Linked DNA regions of Homo sapiens: region 1 is linked to region 2. Evidence: chromatin loops called from intact Hi-C (ENCODE). Cell type or tissue: heart left ventricle. All regions are shown on one strand.

What was found. Hi-C counts contacts between places; a loop is a spot of excess contacts. Peaks named below come from ENCODE experiments on the same cell type or tissue, not always from the same donor. Only the 100,000 strongest peaks of a DNase experiment are listed, where the experiment ranks them.
Region 1: it touches region 2 in a loop (2.6-fold over the local background); 44 of 110 quality-filtered maps call a loop at or near these places.

Annotation. Positions count from the first base shown.
Region 1 is chr12:49,759,853-49,767,852 of GRCh38, reverse strand. It overlaps TMBIM6 (transmembrane BAX inhibitor motif containing 6), which reads right to left. Exons shown (of 10, transcript NM_003217.3): 9 at 6,074-6,149; 10 at 2,919-4,980. The coding sequence ends at 4,957. Among named protein-coding and RNA genes, the nearest start is that of TMBIM6, 22 kb to the right of the region's middle. RefSeq lists a silencer at 1,281-1,481. In heart left ventricle, a CTCF peak has its summit at 4,663 (motif pointing left); a DNase peak (open chromatin) is centred at 4,652; H3K27ac peaks cover 490 bases.
Region 2 is chr12:50,066,465-50,074,464 of GRCh38, reverse strand. The region is part of intron 3 of ASIC1 (acid sensing ion channel subunit 1); the gene reads right to left. Among named protein-coding and RNA genes, the nearest start is that of ASIC1, 13 kb to the right of the region's middle. In heart left ventricle, CTCF peaks have their summits at 3,572 and 3,783 (motif pointing right); DNase peaks (open chromatin) are centred at 1,064 and 3,794.

The DNA.
Region 1 (8,000 bases), 310 kb after region 2:
TTCCTAGTTAGCAAAACCTGTTTTTGCAGCTCCTTCCTTGCACTCCCCATGCTGGAGCGTACTCCTGTCTTTCCTCGTGCTGATCCCTTGATCAGAAACATCCACTCCCACTGCCTTTCTTAATCTCTTCACTTGCCTCACTTTGACTCAAACTTTGAGATTTAGACTTAGCTGAGGTGTCATCTACAAAGCACTTTCTCTGACCGACCAGACCAGGCTGTGTCTCCTGCTGTTGTCTCATGGCCCACTATGCTTAACTCCTATTCACATGTAATGTTCACATGTGGCTCTCCAGCACTACTCAGTGGTGAAGGACTCCAAGGCAGGAACTGTCTTCTACATCTTTATCCCCAGCTTAAACAAGACAGATCCCCTCATCTGCTCACCATGCTTAGAAAGAACATATTGTTTCTTGGCTGGGCGTGGTGGCTCATGCCTGTAAGTAATCCAGCACTTTGAGAGGCCGAAGTGGGCAGATCACTTAAGGGCAGATCACTTGAGGTCAGGAGTTCGAGACCAGCCTGAGCAACATGGGGAAACCCCCTTTCTACTAAAAATATGAAAAATTAGCTGGGCATGGTGGCATGCACCTGTAATCTCAGCTACTGGAGAGGCTGAGGCAGGAGAATTGCTTGAACCCAGGAGGTGGAGGTTGCTGTTAGCCAAGATCACGCCATTGCACTCCAGCCTGGGCCAGAGTGAGACTCCATCTCCAAAAAAAAAAAAAAAATACTGTTTCTTCTTTCAACCCAGAGGACCTTCCACTTCTGCCGCCCACTAGGGTCTTCCTTGGTCTAGTTTTGGCCTGCAGGTCTCCTACACATGGAAAGAGCTGCTGTTTGTTATCCTCTTCCATTTAATTGGTAATTGGTGGGCTGGCTGGGGGAAGAAAGACTAAAAAGGCCGCTCACTCTTCTACGTTTCTTTGGTTACAAAGATTTGGGGTGGGGAGATTTTGCTCAAACCCCTTCACAATTTCCCTTTCCACCCTTGGCCAGAGCCATAGCCAGGATGTAGGTCAGGATGGAAAGGATGACTCCAGCCCAGGAGGACTAACCTTAACACTGCTTACATAGGTTAACAGTAAAGGATAGGGGCTCTGGAGATAGTGTGCCTAGATTCTTTCTGGGCACACATCTGCCAGCCCTGGAAGTAACTGACCGTACGTAGTAAATACACCATCTTCTTAAACTACTGGGGATGTTAAGCAATCCATGTAAGGCACTTTGTACAGTGCCTGACCTTGTAAACACTCAAAAGGTGTTGCACCTTGTACTTCTCCCCTAGCAGATAAAATGGGGGCTTTAAAGAGTCTTTAGGACCAGTCTTTTCTCAAAGTCAGCAAGAGAGAAAAGATGCTTAAGGAATATTTCCCAAGCTTAAGGAAAATGGCTATCCTTAGTTGGCACGGGCACATGTGGAGTCCGAACAGGTCAACTGGGAGTAACCTAGATGAACCAGTCAGAATAATGGTCAAATTCTAACAGGAAGGCCTGGGTCTACAATGAATATGACAAGCGGAGAACAAGCATGGTAAAATTGAGCTACTAGGCTCGGCATGGTGGCTTAAGCCTATAATCCCAGCACTTTGGGAGGCTAAGGTGGATCGTTTGAGGAACACGAGTTCAACATAACCTGAGCAACATGGTGAGATCCCACCTCTACAAAAATTAAATCAGCGGGGTGCAGTGGCATGTTCCTGTGGTCCCAGCTACTCGGGAGGCTGAGGTGGATCACTTGAGCTCAGGTGACTGAGGTTGCTGTGAGCCATGATCGCATCACTGCACTACAGCCTGGGTGACAGGGCAAGACCATGACCCTGTCTCCAAAAATCAAAACAAAAACACAAACACAGAATTGAGCAACCTGATTGTAATGCAAGTTCCGATTGATAATCTCATATCTGAACTATGACAAGGACTTTTATTATTTTTTTGAGATGGGAGTCTCTGTCGCCTAGGCTGTAGTGCAGTGGTGCGCTCTCGGCTCACTGCAACCTCTGCCTCCCGGGTACAAGCGATTCTCCTGCCTCAGCCTCCCGAGTAGTTGGCACTGCAGGCGCCCACCACCATGCCGGGCTATTTTTTGTTATTTTTAGTTGAGACGGGGTTTCACCTTATTAGCCAGGCTGGTCTCAAAACTCCTGACCTCAGGTGATCCGCCTGCCTCGACCTCCCAAAGTGCTGGGATTACATGCGTGAGCCACCACGCCTGGCCGACTTTTTTTCTCTGTCACCCGGGCTGGAATGCAGTGGTGCATCTCAGCTCACTGCAACCTTCACCTCTCAGGTTCAAGTAATTCTCCTGCCTCAGCCTCCCAAGTAGCTGGGATTACAAGTGCCTGCCACTTTGCCTAATTTTTTTTTTTTTTTTTTTTTTTTGGTGTATTTAGTAGAGATGGGGTTTCACCATGTTGGCCAGACTGGTCTTGAACTCCTGACCTCGAGATCTGCCCACCTTGGCCTCCCAAAGTGCTGGGATTACAGGCATAAGCCACCATGCCTGGCCAACTTTTACATCTTTATTAACTAATGCACTTAGAATACAGCCGGGCAGCAGTGGGTGAACAAAAATACTTGCAGAATGAGTGGGTATCATTTGCCTTTTTTCCATTATGCATCCTCAAACTCCAAAGCTTGGCTGCACATCTGAACCAACTGCACATATCACCACAAACAACATATAGCAAAGGTGGCAGGGGGTGGAGAGGACTGGAAAAAAAACTGGCTTACATATTTGACAGAGAAAATTCTCAACATTTGTGGCATGCTGGGGCTACAGAGTGGGAGGTCTTTGTCTCTGTTCATACTTATGACACGAACTCAATCGTGTCCCACTCCCAGCCCCCAGTAGCAAACCCTGGCAGTATCACAAGCTCCATGACCAGCTGTACCCTTGAATTTAACACAAACACCAGGAAAGGTTAAGGAATTTTCTTTATTTTTTACAAATTAAGACTATGCAGATTTCATATATTTCTGAATCAAAAACACCTTTGTCTTCACAGTATGAGTTAGAATGCAGCCTGAGCTGAAAATCAAGAAACTAGAAAAGAAAGTGGTAGAGATAACTATATTAAAAATCTGTTAGGTATTTTCTTTAAAAGTAGGTGTTTTTTTTTTTTTCTTTCTTTTTTTTTTTTAATATCTTGTCATTCTTGGCACTGTTTCTAAAGAAAAACTCCATTATCCCAAGCAAAAAGCACAGAAGGTGGAGTTTGGCTTCAAGAGATGTTAACTCAAAATCTTAGGCCTAGCAGAGAATCACCAAATTTATGGAGAGTTAACAGGGGTTTAACAGGAAGGAAGTGCCTTTAGTAAGTTCTCAAGCCAGAGGCTGGAGGCAGCAGCTAAATCAGAGGACAGCATCCTCAGTGAAAGTGAGCCATTCGGGGTGGCATGTCACTCCAGGAATAAACACAACTTAGAAACAAATGATTTCGTAGGATAGCACAGTGACATGGTGCACTGTGAACCTGAGGCCACTGTGTCAAACTGTGCACTGGTTGTGAATAGGGAGAGCCAAAAATTATGTCCTACTGGTAATGAGCTTTCAATGGCTCGATCCTCTCACACTGAAGCTCTGTAGAGCAGCTCAGAGCCACAACCACTCCCAACATTGACCCTTCTGGGGGTAGCTGTCTGTGGCAGCCCACAGGAAGGAGCTGGAGATCCCCATTAGGACTGTCCACCCACACTTGAAGCCACAAAACTGCAGGGATTGGGGCTCTCACTGGTTTGGTCGCCTAACTCCCGCCTAAAAGGCCACAAATTTCTGGAAAACAGGTAACAGACCAAAAACTAAAGTGCATCAGTAAAATGAACATTTATCTACTGCCCCGAATCTCTGGCTTGACACTACCTACTGGTGTCCAGTTGGAGACAGACTAAAATGCACTGAAGGACTATTAGGATTGCTGCCTCCTAAGTTATCACAGCCTCGCTCTGTTGATGTGAATGAGGAACTGCTTGGTTGTTAAAGGAGATTTTGCTCCCTGCTGCCCCAAACAGGTCCTTATCTAGGTTTGCTCCCCACTGCCCCAAACAGGTCTGGCAGGATTGGTTACAATGATCTCCAGAGGCTCAACCATTCCCCTTCCCTATCCTTGCTTGGGACATTTAATCACAGCCACCTAGTAGAGGCCGCTCAGTAAGGGGATAACAAACTAAAAAAACAAAAACAGGGCAAGTTTAGGGGAACCCTACGATGCTGTACCTTGATACACATAATCAGCCTTTTCAAAAATGCCTGACAAGAATTAGTCTTTCCTTTGTGCTGAAGTCTTCCCACCCATGGATGGAAGCAGGCTGACTCCCTGAGGGTCAGGCAAGGGGTGGGAAAGGGAACACATTACTTTTGTGAAGGCAAAGCAGAAAGGTGTGTTTGCCAGACCAGCATGGGCAGCTCAGAGGGAGCAAAGCATCCACCAGAAGAGGCTCTCCATTTTCTTTGTAGGGCCTGACAGTTGAGATTTGAGGCTGAGTTAACAATGGGACCACTGAACTTCTTTCCAATGGAAAACTCACGGCCCAGTCCCACAGGAACTGTGCGCATACCAAACAACAATGAGGAAGGAAGGGCCGGGTGGCTCTACCAAACAGTTCAGGTCCACTGGGTGAATGAAGCCTGGTGGGAAAGCGGACTCCTGAAGTTGGCGCCCTCTGCTGGTCCCACTTCTCATCGTGGCGGGTCGACTGCCTGAGTAGAGGAAGAGGCTACAGATGGGGTTGACAAAAAAGGGAGTGAGGGGAACCCCAGGAAGATGAAGCCAAACTCCAAACTATATTCTGCTAATCAGTTTTTTGATCAAAAAATTCAAAATAGAGGAAACCACAAAGTACAAAAGCTTTTCTGATGCTTTTCATTATCACAGAACACACCACCTGTAATGTGTGCAAAAAGGAAATGAGGGGTGGAAGGAGAGGAAGTCTAATTGGGAAAGGCTGGATGGTCACTTCATTTCTTCTCTTTCTTCTTATCCTAGAAATGGAGAAAAATCACCCAATTAATTTTTTGACATTTGACATTCAAGCTAAAACTCTTGAGTGAGCATTTAGTTAGGGACTAGAAGTGAGCCAGACAATTAAAAAGAAATGAGAAATGCTTCCTTAGCTCAGCAAGAACTGAATCTTAACCACATCCTACTGGTGGTTCCCAAAGTTGCCGACAGACCGACCAAGAATAAAGGTTAAGCAGCTGTCCCCACCCCCACCCCAGGAGTGCCGAGGTGGGCTGCCTGACCACTCTAGGCTATTCACAGCCACTACAGCTCAGATCCCAACAGTGAAGGCTGCAGATGGCACTCTATCCTCAAAGAGTGAAACTAGAGGCCAAGACCACCAACCAACCATTAGGCGCGAGAAGTGCTCCACCCTGCAAAGTGAGCATGACTCTGGCATAAACTGACATTCAGAAATAATTTGGTCCAGCAGAATTCTTCATTCAATCTTGGATGGAAGCCCAATGTATTAAGGAATGAAAATTCAGTTGCTTGTTCTGAAACTTGTACATCTGCCTAGTGCTCAGTCCAACCATGGCATAGCCCAGACAGAGCCAGCAATCCTATCTGGTCAACTACTCCCGCTACCACTATGCTATCTCTAAGCTCCATAAGGTCTATAAAGAAAAGCTCATTTCATTTGTTTCCCCCACTGCTTGACTCAACTACGTTAGATACTCATTAGCCCTATATAGAATGCTTCCTTGGAAAAAAAAATTAACAAATGGATAAAATTAGTCTACTTCTGAAATTTACAACGTCCTCCACAATACCTTTCTCTGAGTCACAACTATATAGCCTTTAAATTATTCATGTAGCAGGTTGTGTTTACTGCCACTGAAGCTTTTTTCCCTTTCATACTAAACGCAGGAATTAGTTAAAAAAATTTTTTTTTCACTTGCTGCTTTTTTTCTAACAACTGAAGACTTCTGGCTTACCTCTTACTCAGTGGCCTGCCTTACAGTTACCCTGGACCTAACACAGTGTGTGAGCAAGTTTTCAAATCTGAAGTATACACACATGCCAAGCTCAGGAGCCATTATTGTCTCATCTTTGGGTTGTAGGCTAACTAACCTTTTCATTCATGGCCAGGATCATCATGAGTTTTCTGAAGACAGTAATGAAATCTAAGAAGAGATCAATGCAGTGCCTGAAAGGCAAGAACCAGATTAGGATCTGTACTTCAGACTTTTTTATCCACAAGCCCACAAAGATGCAGAATATAAACCCCACCCCTACCCCCACGAGCCAGCTTCTCCCACACTTTACCCCCAACTAAGGAAGTAAAACTCTGGTGTCTGAGATCCTTTAGACTCATCGAAGTCATGCAGCATAGAGAAAAGAGACTGGGCCAGGCACAGTGGCTCATGCCTGTAATCCCAACATTTTGGGAGGCTGAGGCAGGTGGACTGCTTGAGCCCAGGAGTTCGAGACCAACCTGGGTAACATAGCAAAATCCCGTCTCTACAAAAATTAGCAGGGCATTGTGGCATGTGCCTGTAATCCCAGCTACTGAGGAGGCTGAGATGGGAGGAACACCTGAGCCCAGGGAGCTTGAGTCTACAGTAAGCCATGACAGTGCCACTCTCCTACTGCAGCTTGGGTGACAGAGCAAGCCCTGTCTCAAGCGCTCTGAACTCTGCAGAGGTCCAAGTCTGAACCCTTAACTACCACTAATTAGTCATGAGACTGAGAGAATCACTACATTAAAAAAAAAGTGCCGAGCACAGTGGCTCACACCTGTAATCCCAGCACTTTGGAAGGCTGAGGCGGGCATCACCTGAGTCAGGAGTTTGAGACCAGCCTGACCAACATGGAGAAACCCCATCTCTACTAAAAATACAAAATTAGCCGGGCATGGTGGTGCATGCCTGTAATCCCAGCTACTCAGGATGTTAAGGCAGGAGAAACACCTGAAGCCGGGAGACGGAGGCTGCGGTGAGCCAAGATCACACCGTTGCACTCCAGCCTGGGCAACAAGAGCGAAACTCCGTCTCAAAAAAAAAAAAGTGAGCTGGGCATGGTGGCCCATGTCTGTAATCCCACCACTTTGGGAGGCTGAGGAAGGCAGATTGCTTGAGGCCAAGAGTTCGACACCATGTCCTCACGGGGCAACGTGGCAAAACCTCGTTCTACTAAAATTACAGAAATTAGCTGGACGTGGTGGAGAGTGCCTGTAATCCCAGCTACTAGGGAGGCTGAGGCACAAGAATCGCTTGAACCCAGGAGGCGGAGGTTGCAGTGAGCTGAGATGTTGCCACCGCACTCCAGCCTGGGTGACAAAGCAAAACTGTCTCAAAAAAAAAAAAAAAAAAAAAAAGTGGCTGGGCATGGTGGCTTAAGCCTGTAATCCCAACACTTTGGGAAACCAAGGCAAGAGGACTGCTTGAGACCAATCTGGGCATATGGTAAGACCCCATCTCTACAAAAAATAAATTAGCCTGGCATGGTCGCACGTGCCTGTTGTCCCAGCTACTCAAGAGGCTGAGGCAGGAGTACTGCTTGAGCACAGTAAATTCAGGCTGCAGCGAGCTGTGTTCATGGCACCACACTACTGCCTAGGCAACAGAGCGAGACCCTGTCTCTAAAAAAAGAGTGTATCTTCTACTCATTGTTTAAAAAATACAGAAGTATAAATAGGAAAAGGAGAAAGATCTCTTTCCCTCACTTCTGCTTGGAGGTAGCCACTATGGATATGTAAATATATAGCCACCCCCCAACACTTTTTTTTTTTTTTTTTTTGAGAAGGAGTCTCGCTCTGTCGTCCAGGCTGGAGTGCAGTGGTGCAATCTCCGCTCACTGCAAGCTCCGCCTCCCCGGTTCACACCATTCTCCTGCCTCCGCCTCCTGAGTAGCTGGGACTACAGGTGCCCGCCACCACGCCCGACTAATTTTTTGTATTTTTAGTAGAGACAGGGTTTCACCGTGTTAGCCAGGATGGTTTCGATCTCCTGACCTCGTGATCCGCCTGCCCCGACCTCCCAAAGTGCTGGGATTACAG
Region 2 (8,000 bases):
TAACAGGAAAAGCAGCACTGGTGTGGACCTGGGAATACCAGCCCAGCTCCAGGCCCCGGACTCCTGGGTGAGCTCTGGCCTGTGTCAGCCAGATGAGGTAGGGGGCAGCACAGTCATCAGCCCCAGCCCCAGCCCCAGCCCCAACCCCAGGAGGTGACAGTCAGGGACAGCCATGGCAGACACTCTTGGGGTACTGTGGCAGGCATGGGGCTCCACTCACCACTGAGAAGTTGTGAGGGCCGCAGGGTCCCCCTTGGTAGGAGCAATAGAGCAGCATGTCCTCCAGCCGGTGGCAGGAGCGATTGTAGAAGCGGTGCAGGTTAAAGGGCTCCCCAGAGAAGGCCTCAGGGCCCGGTGGAGCGAGGGGCACCCCGGGGTCATCACTTTCATCCAGTCCCAGCATGGGGGCCAAATAAAGCAAGTCAGGGTAGCTGAGCTGGGACAGCCGCACAGCATTAGTGTTGCAGAGGGTGACTGCCGGGAAGGCCAGCTCCGTGGTGGCCACTTCGTTTAGAAGGGTCACGTGTGGGTAGCTGAGGTAATAAGCAACGCGGTCCCCTACCTGGCACAGGAAGGCACCCAGTGCCAGGACAAAGGCCACCGCCCACAGCACCTGCCTTGGCCCTGGACCCCCCTCCACAAAAATGTGGTTGGTGCCATGGAGGGTGCAGCTGTTGGCAAAGGCCACCAAGTCCATGGGTGAATGCCCCTCACTGGCCTCCTTCCTCACTGCCTCCTTTTCCTTCTCTTCTTCCTCCTCTTCCGATTCTGAGATGTCCTGCTGCTGCTGATGGTGGTGGGGACCCCAAATATCTCCCAAGGGCCCTGGGGCTTCCTCTCCAGAGGAGAATGACATGGAGCAGAAGATCTGGATGGGCATTTTCTCCAGGGGCTTCCTGGTGCCAGGGATTTGCAGGAGGAAGGGGGAAGGTGCCAGAGGGGAAGGCGATGTGACTCCAGGCAGAGTCCGGCAGAGCCAGCCACCCAGCCCGTCAGCCAGGTATCTCAGCCCAGCTGGCCGTCCTTCCTCACCAGGGCCTCTGTGGCAGTGTGGCTGGGGCGGGGCATGGGAGGAGGACCAGCCTGCCCTGCCAGGGAGGGCGGGTGTCTGGGCTGATGAATAATTGATGGCAGTGGGAAAGGGAGGCTGATGGAGAGCAGGGGGCTGGAGCCCCTTTCCTGTCACCAGCTCCGGCAGCACAGAGAGGGTTTAGGACAGAGTGGAAACCCTGGAAAAGCCTAGGGCTGGGATTCCTGGAACCCACCCCTCCCAGGTGAGACGGGACCTAGCACCATCCTTTGCACCCACTGCCATGATGATCACAGCGACCACAGTCCCTACCCCCCCAGGACACACACAACACACACTCATGCTCTCTGTCATCCTCCAATCTGTTCCTCAGCATATCCCTCAGTGTCCCCATCCCAATTCTGGGTCCTCTCCCTTATTCTCCCTCGTCCAGTTATTCCTCTGGGATACCTGAGCCCCTCCGTGCCCCACCACCAGGTACTCTCTCAGACCTCCAATTCCAGTCCCCGACCCTGTTTCTCTTCCCCTCCCTCCCTGGCCCCAGCTCTATTTCAGGACAGCATTACCAGCCCTCGTCCTACCCACCTATGCTGAGATGTATTTTGGTTCCTTTCCTCTCCCCTACCCCTCCTGTGGCTTGTGGGCCAGCCCAGGTTCCATTAGCAGCAGTCTCTCACTGACCACAGACTCATTTCTGACCAGTTCCCGGCACTAGGGGGAGGGACCCTGTCTCCTGCAGTGGGAAAGCTTCCTGGCAGATCACCACTACCCTTTTTGGCCTGCCCCCCGCCCCCCGAACAGTTTAGTTTGTTCGAGGAATTCTCTGGTGGGTGGAAGAAATTGAGATCAGTGCTGGGGGTGGGGCAGGGGGACCTGGGTCAGGTAGAGAGTATTGGGAACCAACTTGGGGTTCCCACCAAAACCCTCAGCCTTGCAGACTCCCGGCCTCAGTCTCTGAGGCTCCCCTACCGCTAATTTACCATTCCCTGCCCCCAGGCCCCTGGCCCCTCTGTGTGTTCTGATTACTCAGGGCCACTGGTTGAGGAACTTGAGCCATCAGCCAAGTCTCCAGGGCCAAGAAGGTGACCCGAGGGGAGGAGGGGAAGCGGGGGAGGGAGGTATAGCAGATTAATGCTTTCTCTGCAGGGCCAGAGGAGGAGCAGTGGGGCTAGACCGGGGCTAGGTGGGTCTGCTTGGGCCTCCCCATTCCTTAAGCATCCCCTAGCCCCAGGCCATGTTCCCCTTCCTCCTCCTCTCTTCTCCCTCCCTGCTCCCACCATCTTCCCTTCTCCATTTGCAGAGACCCTAGAGTGTGTTGGGGATGTGAGGCAGGGTGTCAGGTTCTAGCAGAACTGAGTGATGTGGAACCTTTGGCCTCAGCTTTGCTGCCAGGGACAAAGAGGCCTCAGAAGCAGAGTCTTGAGCTCTAGCCCCTCTCCATCCTTCTGCCACTGCCCTCAGACTGGCCTAAACAACAGCCACTGTCCTCCTCTTTCTGCCACTGCCCTCCTCTTTTGCCTAAACAACAGCCTCTCAACTGGTCTCCCTGCCTCCCTGCAGTTTCTCCCCACCTTTAGTTCGAGTTGTGTGACTCTGACCATTCTTCTGCTTAAAGACCTTCTCTAGCCAGGTATGGTGGCACGCACCTGTAGTTCCAGCTGCTTGGGAGGTTGAGGCAGAAGAATCGCTTGAACCCGGGAGGCGGAGGTTGCAGTGAGCCGAGATCGCACCACTGCACTCCAGCCTGGGCGACAGAACAAGGCTCCATCTCAAAAAAGTAAAGACCTTCTCTCACTCCCCACTGCCTCCTGGCAAAATTTAGTCCTCTCTTGTAGCCCCACAAAGCTGAAAGCAGCCAGGCGTGGTGGCTCACGCCTGTAATCCCAGCACTTTGGGAGGTCGAGGTGGACAGATCAAGAGGTCAGGAGATCGAGACCATCCTGGCTAACACAGTGAAACCCTGTCTCTACTAAAAATACAAAAAAAAAAAACCAAAAAAATTTAGCCAGGTGTGCTGGCAGGCGCCTGTGGTCCCAGCTACTCGGGAGGCTGAGGCAGGAGAATGGTGTGAACCCAGGAGGTGGAGCTTGCAGTGAGCCGAGACTGAGCCACTGCACTCCAGCCTGGGGGACAGAGCAAGACTCCGTCTCAAAAAAAAAAAAAAAAAAGCTGAAAGCAATGTACCCTCCACCTCAGGCCAGCATCCAGCCACCACCACCTGTCCCCAGACACACGAGGCTCATCCACAGTCCTGTGCCTTCCCTGGACTCCATCTGGAGAATTCCTACTCATTTTTCAAGATCCTACTCACATGTTACCTCCTCCAAGAATCCTCCCGACTCCACAGGGTGCTGTTAGTGCCCACCCAGGGAATAGACTAAAGGGTCCAGTTCTGCTCAAGGCCCTACAGCTATGAGTAATGACCGAGAGCAAAAGAGCAGGACCAAGAGACCATGTGCAGGAACAGGAAGCAAGGAAGGCCAGGAACACCCAGGGCAACCAGAGATAAGTCATTGCAGAGATGAGGAGAGACTCCCCCACCTTCAGCTGCTGTCCTCAGGCTTCTCCTGCATGAACCTGTGTGTCCTGTCCTGTGTGTATCTTTTTCCTGCCTGCCAGATCTTGAGCTCTCAGAGGGCAGGGGCCTCCTCCTTTGCATTCCCCAGGAAGTGCTTCAGAGAGGACTTCCAGACTTGGGTGGAGTGGGGCTGAGGCTTGGGCTGAGGAAGCTGCAGCTGCCCATGCGTTCCCACTAGAGGGCACTGTCCCCCTCCTTCAGATGTTTTGGAAGGGGAAGTAGATTGATTTCCAGAAGGAAGCAGCTAAGGCAGCGGGAGCTTCCAGCTTGGGAGCCCCAGCAAAGACAAGGGTGTGCACGCACAGACAGTGCCAAAGGACAGTAAGTTGGGTGCAACTGAATACCTCTTCCCCCACAGCAACCAAGACCACACTGCACACTTGCACATTACCACACAGACACGCAGCCCTGGTGTGGGGCGACACACACACCCCAACACACACACACACGCCCCAACACACACACACCCCAACACGCACACACCCCAACACACACACACACCCAACTGCATGTCCTCTCTCCTCCATCGCCTGTATGCTTGTTCAAACAAATGCTTATTCTTCTAACATTCTTTCCCATCTTCATCTTGTTCAAGTAATTGGGGGATGAGGAAAGTGTCAAAGGGCATACACAGAGGGCCCCTGGAGAGGTGCCCAAGCAGACACACACACAGAGCTGCACTCAGTCCTGAACCCTCTGTCCAAGCATACAGCGCCCCCCACCCAGACCTTCTCTTTAGCAGTGTGTGCTGAGTGGTTTCTGACTTTTTCTATATCCCTTTCTTCATTCCAGCCACCCCTCATGTCTGTGTAATGCTTCATGGTTTTCAATTGTTATCTCATGGGATCCTCACACAACCCAGTGAAATAAGCAGGTTTGAGTAACTTCATTCCCATCTGACAAGTGAGAAAACTGAGCCACACCAGCCTATTCAAGTCTTAGGGAGAGCAAGAAGTGGGCTGGAGGCTGGAATGAGGTCATCTGTCTCCAAATCCCTTGCTTCTTCATTCTTGCATTTACTCATTGACACAGTGGAGAACACATCATGGACCTGCCCTCATGGAGCTTACTGTCGAACAGGGAAGACAGACCTCAATTCAAAAATGAAAAAAACAAATATCTAATTGCAAACCATAAGTGCTATGAAAAAAAAAAATGACTCTATCAGAGTGAATGACAGAGGGACTTGCCCCAGACTGGGGAATTAAGGAAGCTTTCTCTGAGGAAATGATGTTTGAATTACAGTCTAAAGAATAAAGAGGAGGCTGGGCGCGGTGGCTTATGCCTGTAATCCCAGCACTTTGGGAGGCTGAAATGGGCGGATCACTTGAGGCCAGGAGTTCAAGACCAGCCTGGCCACCATGGTGAAACCCCTTATCTACTAAAAATACAAAAATTAGCCAGGCATGGTGACACATGACTGTAATCTCAGCTACTTGGGAGGCTGAGGCATGAGACTTGCTTGAACCAAGGATGTGGAAGTTGCAGTGAGCTAAGATTGCACCACTGCACTCCAGCCCAGGCAATAGAACGAGATTCTGTCTCAAAAAAATAAATTAAATAATAAATAAATAAATAAATAAATAAATAAATAAATAAAATAAAAAATAAATAAAGAGGAGTAATTAGGTAATGGTGTGTGTGTGTATATATTTGTGTGTGTGCACGTGCGCACTAGCGCTTACCGCTGTGGAGGAGGGAGGATATTCCAGAGAGAGAACTGAGTGTATGCAAAGGCCTGGAAGGAGAGAGATGAGAAGGGGCAAGTGTGGCTGGAGAGGTGGGTAAAGGCAGGGAGGACCCAGGTCACTCAGGGCCTTAAAGGCCACGGTGAGGATTCTGGCTGAGGGACAATGAAAGACTCCCCATGGAAGGCGTTCAAGTGATCAGAGCTTTGATTTGAAAAGACCACTCTGGCTGCAGAGTGAAGGATATAGAAGGGCTGCTGGAAGGCCTGTCGAGGAGCCATTGCCGTGGCCCAAAGAGACATGCAGTGGTGGGATGGGCCGGAACAGGGGGTAGAGTGGAGATGTTTATGAGGCAAAATTGGCAGATCCTGTCAAGGCAGGTGAGGGAGATGGAGTGTCAGGGATGATTTCTGGTTTGCATGACGGGGTGAACAGTGGGTGGCTCACTAGATCAGGCACACAGGTAAAGAACTAGTTTGGGAGGTAAGATGATGACTTTGGTTTTGCACATGCAGGTTTTGAGGAGTCTTAGGGACATCCAAGTAGAGACGTTAAGTGGGAAAATTGGCGACTGGAGCTGATGCTAAGAGGAGAGAGCTGGGCTGAGACATAAATTTGGCAGTTGTCAGTGTGTAGATGGTAATTGAAGTGATGAGTGAAGATGAGACTGCCCAAGAATAGAATATAAAGTTTAAAAAAAAGATAGAAAAAAAGGTCTGATTTGGCAGTATCCACTAAAGCTAAACAGAATCATACCCTATGACTTAACCATAGCTCCATAGCTAGTCATGTGCCCAGGAGAAATGAGTGCATATATCAACCAAAAAACATGAACAAAAATGTTCATAGTAGCTTTATAGATAAGAGCCAAAAACTAGTAACAACCCAAATGTCTAGCATCAGTAGAATGGATCAATTGTGGCATATTCATATAATGAGATACTATACAGCATCAAAAAAGAACTAACCACTTCCACACACAACAACATGGCTAAATCTCACAGACGTAATCACAAGCAAAACAAAACAAAACAAACAGACACAAAAGAGTATACACTGTATGGAGGATACATATACTCCAAGAAGTTCAAGAATGAGGGAAATTGATCTATACTGTTAGAACAGTGGTTAACTCTTATGGGGTAGCATTGACTAGGAAACAGCCTGAAGGAACTTTCTGGGGTACTGGAAATGTTTTATACCAATGCAATATGCAAAATACTACACTGTAAGACATACCAGTGTAAAAATTTTTCAAGCTGGTGCATTGTACTCTTATGATTTAAAAGAAGATTAAAGCTTGAGACTGAGCCTTGAGTAGTGATGACACTAAATGGCCAAGTAGAAGAAAATGAACTGGCAAAGAGACAGAGGAGTGGGTAGACATAGGAGGAAAACAAAGAGAGTATGATTGTCAGGAAAGCGAATAGTTCAAAAAAGAGGTGGTGGGGTCCGGGCGCAGTGGCTCACGCCTGTAATCCCAGCACTCCGGGAGGCCGAGACAGGCGGATCACCTGAGGTCGGGAGCTCAAGACCAGCCTGACCAACATGGAGAAAACCCGTCTCTACGAAAAATACAACAACAACAAAAAAATAGCCGCGCATGGTGGCACGCATCTGTAATCCAGCTACTCAGGAGGCTGAGGCAGGAGAATTGCTTGAACCCAGGAGGCGGAGGTTGCAGTGAGCTGAGATGGTGCCACTGCACTCCAGCCTGAGCAACAAGAGCAAAACTCCGTCTCAAAAAAAAAAAAAAAACAACAGCAGAAGAGTTGGTGGGCAACTATTTTAAATGCTATTGAGAGATCAAGAATAATAAAAAAAATATTTGCTGGATTCGGCAACATGAAGGTGACCACTGGCCTTAGCTAGAACCATTTAGGAGGAATGGTGATGATGGGGGAAGAAGGCAGCCTGGAGTGGATCAGAAAGTGAGTTAGAGATGAGGAAATAGAAACAGTGAAATAAACATATCACTTTTAGGAACTTTGTAAAGGGAAGCAGAGAGATACTATAGGAGCTGGCAGGTGCTGTGGAGTTGAGAGACACATGTTTTAGTTTTTATCTTAGCACAAAGACCGATACATAGCAAGTTCTCAATATATGTTAGCTGTCGTTACAGCTATGTATTTTAAGACAAGAGCATCTTCAGCATGTTTCATTGTCAATGGGGTTTCACTTGAGAAAGAGCGACCAACTGTAGAGCAGGGAGAGACAGAATTAGCAGGAGAAAGATCTTAAAAAGGCAGAGGGAATAAGATGAAAATTCTAGGTTGAGACTTTATCCTAGATAAGATGAATGTTCCCTTCTAGGGCTTGGTACCCAGAAGAAGGACAAGATCTTGTCTGAGGCTTCTATTTTCTCAGTGAAGTAAGTGGTAGCCAAGGTCATCCGCTGAGGGTGAGAGAGGAGCTAGGAAGGGTGACTGAGAAGAGTGGAGAAGTTCGAAGTAGTCATCAGAGAGAGCAAGCTGACCAGGAAAACACAGTGGGGTTGCCAGGCAGCACTGCACGCCCATTTAAGGATGTTGAGCATGAACGCAATGTGATACTAAGCTGCCCTGGTATGTGACTTCCTCAGGGAGGTCCTGACTGCCCTGGTGTGACCCTGGGGAAAGCCAGTGGTGGGTTCACCTAAGATTGGCACTTGGCCTGATGATGCAATGAAAAGACAAAAGCATCAAAAAACTAGGCCTACTCAACT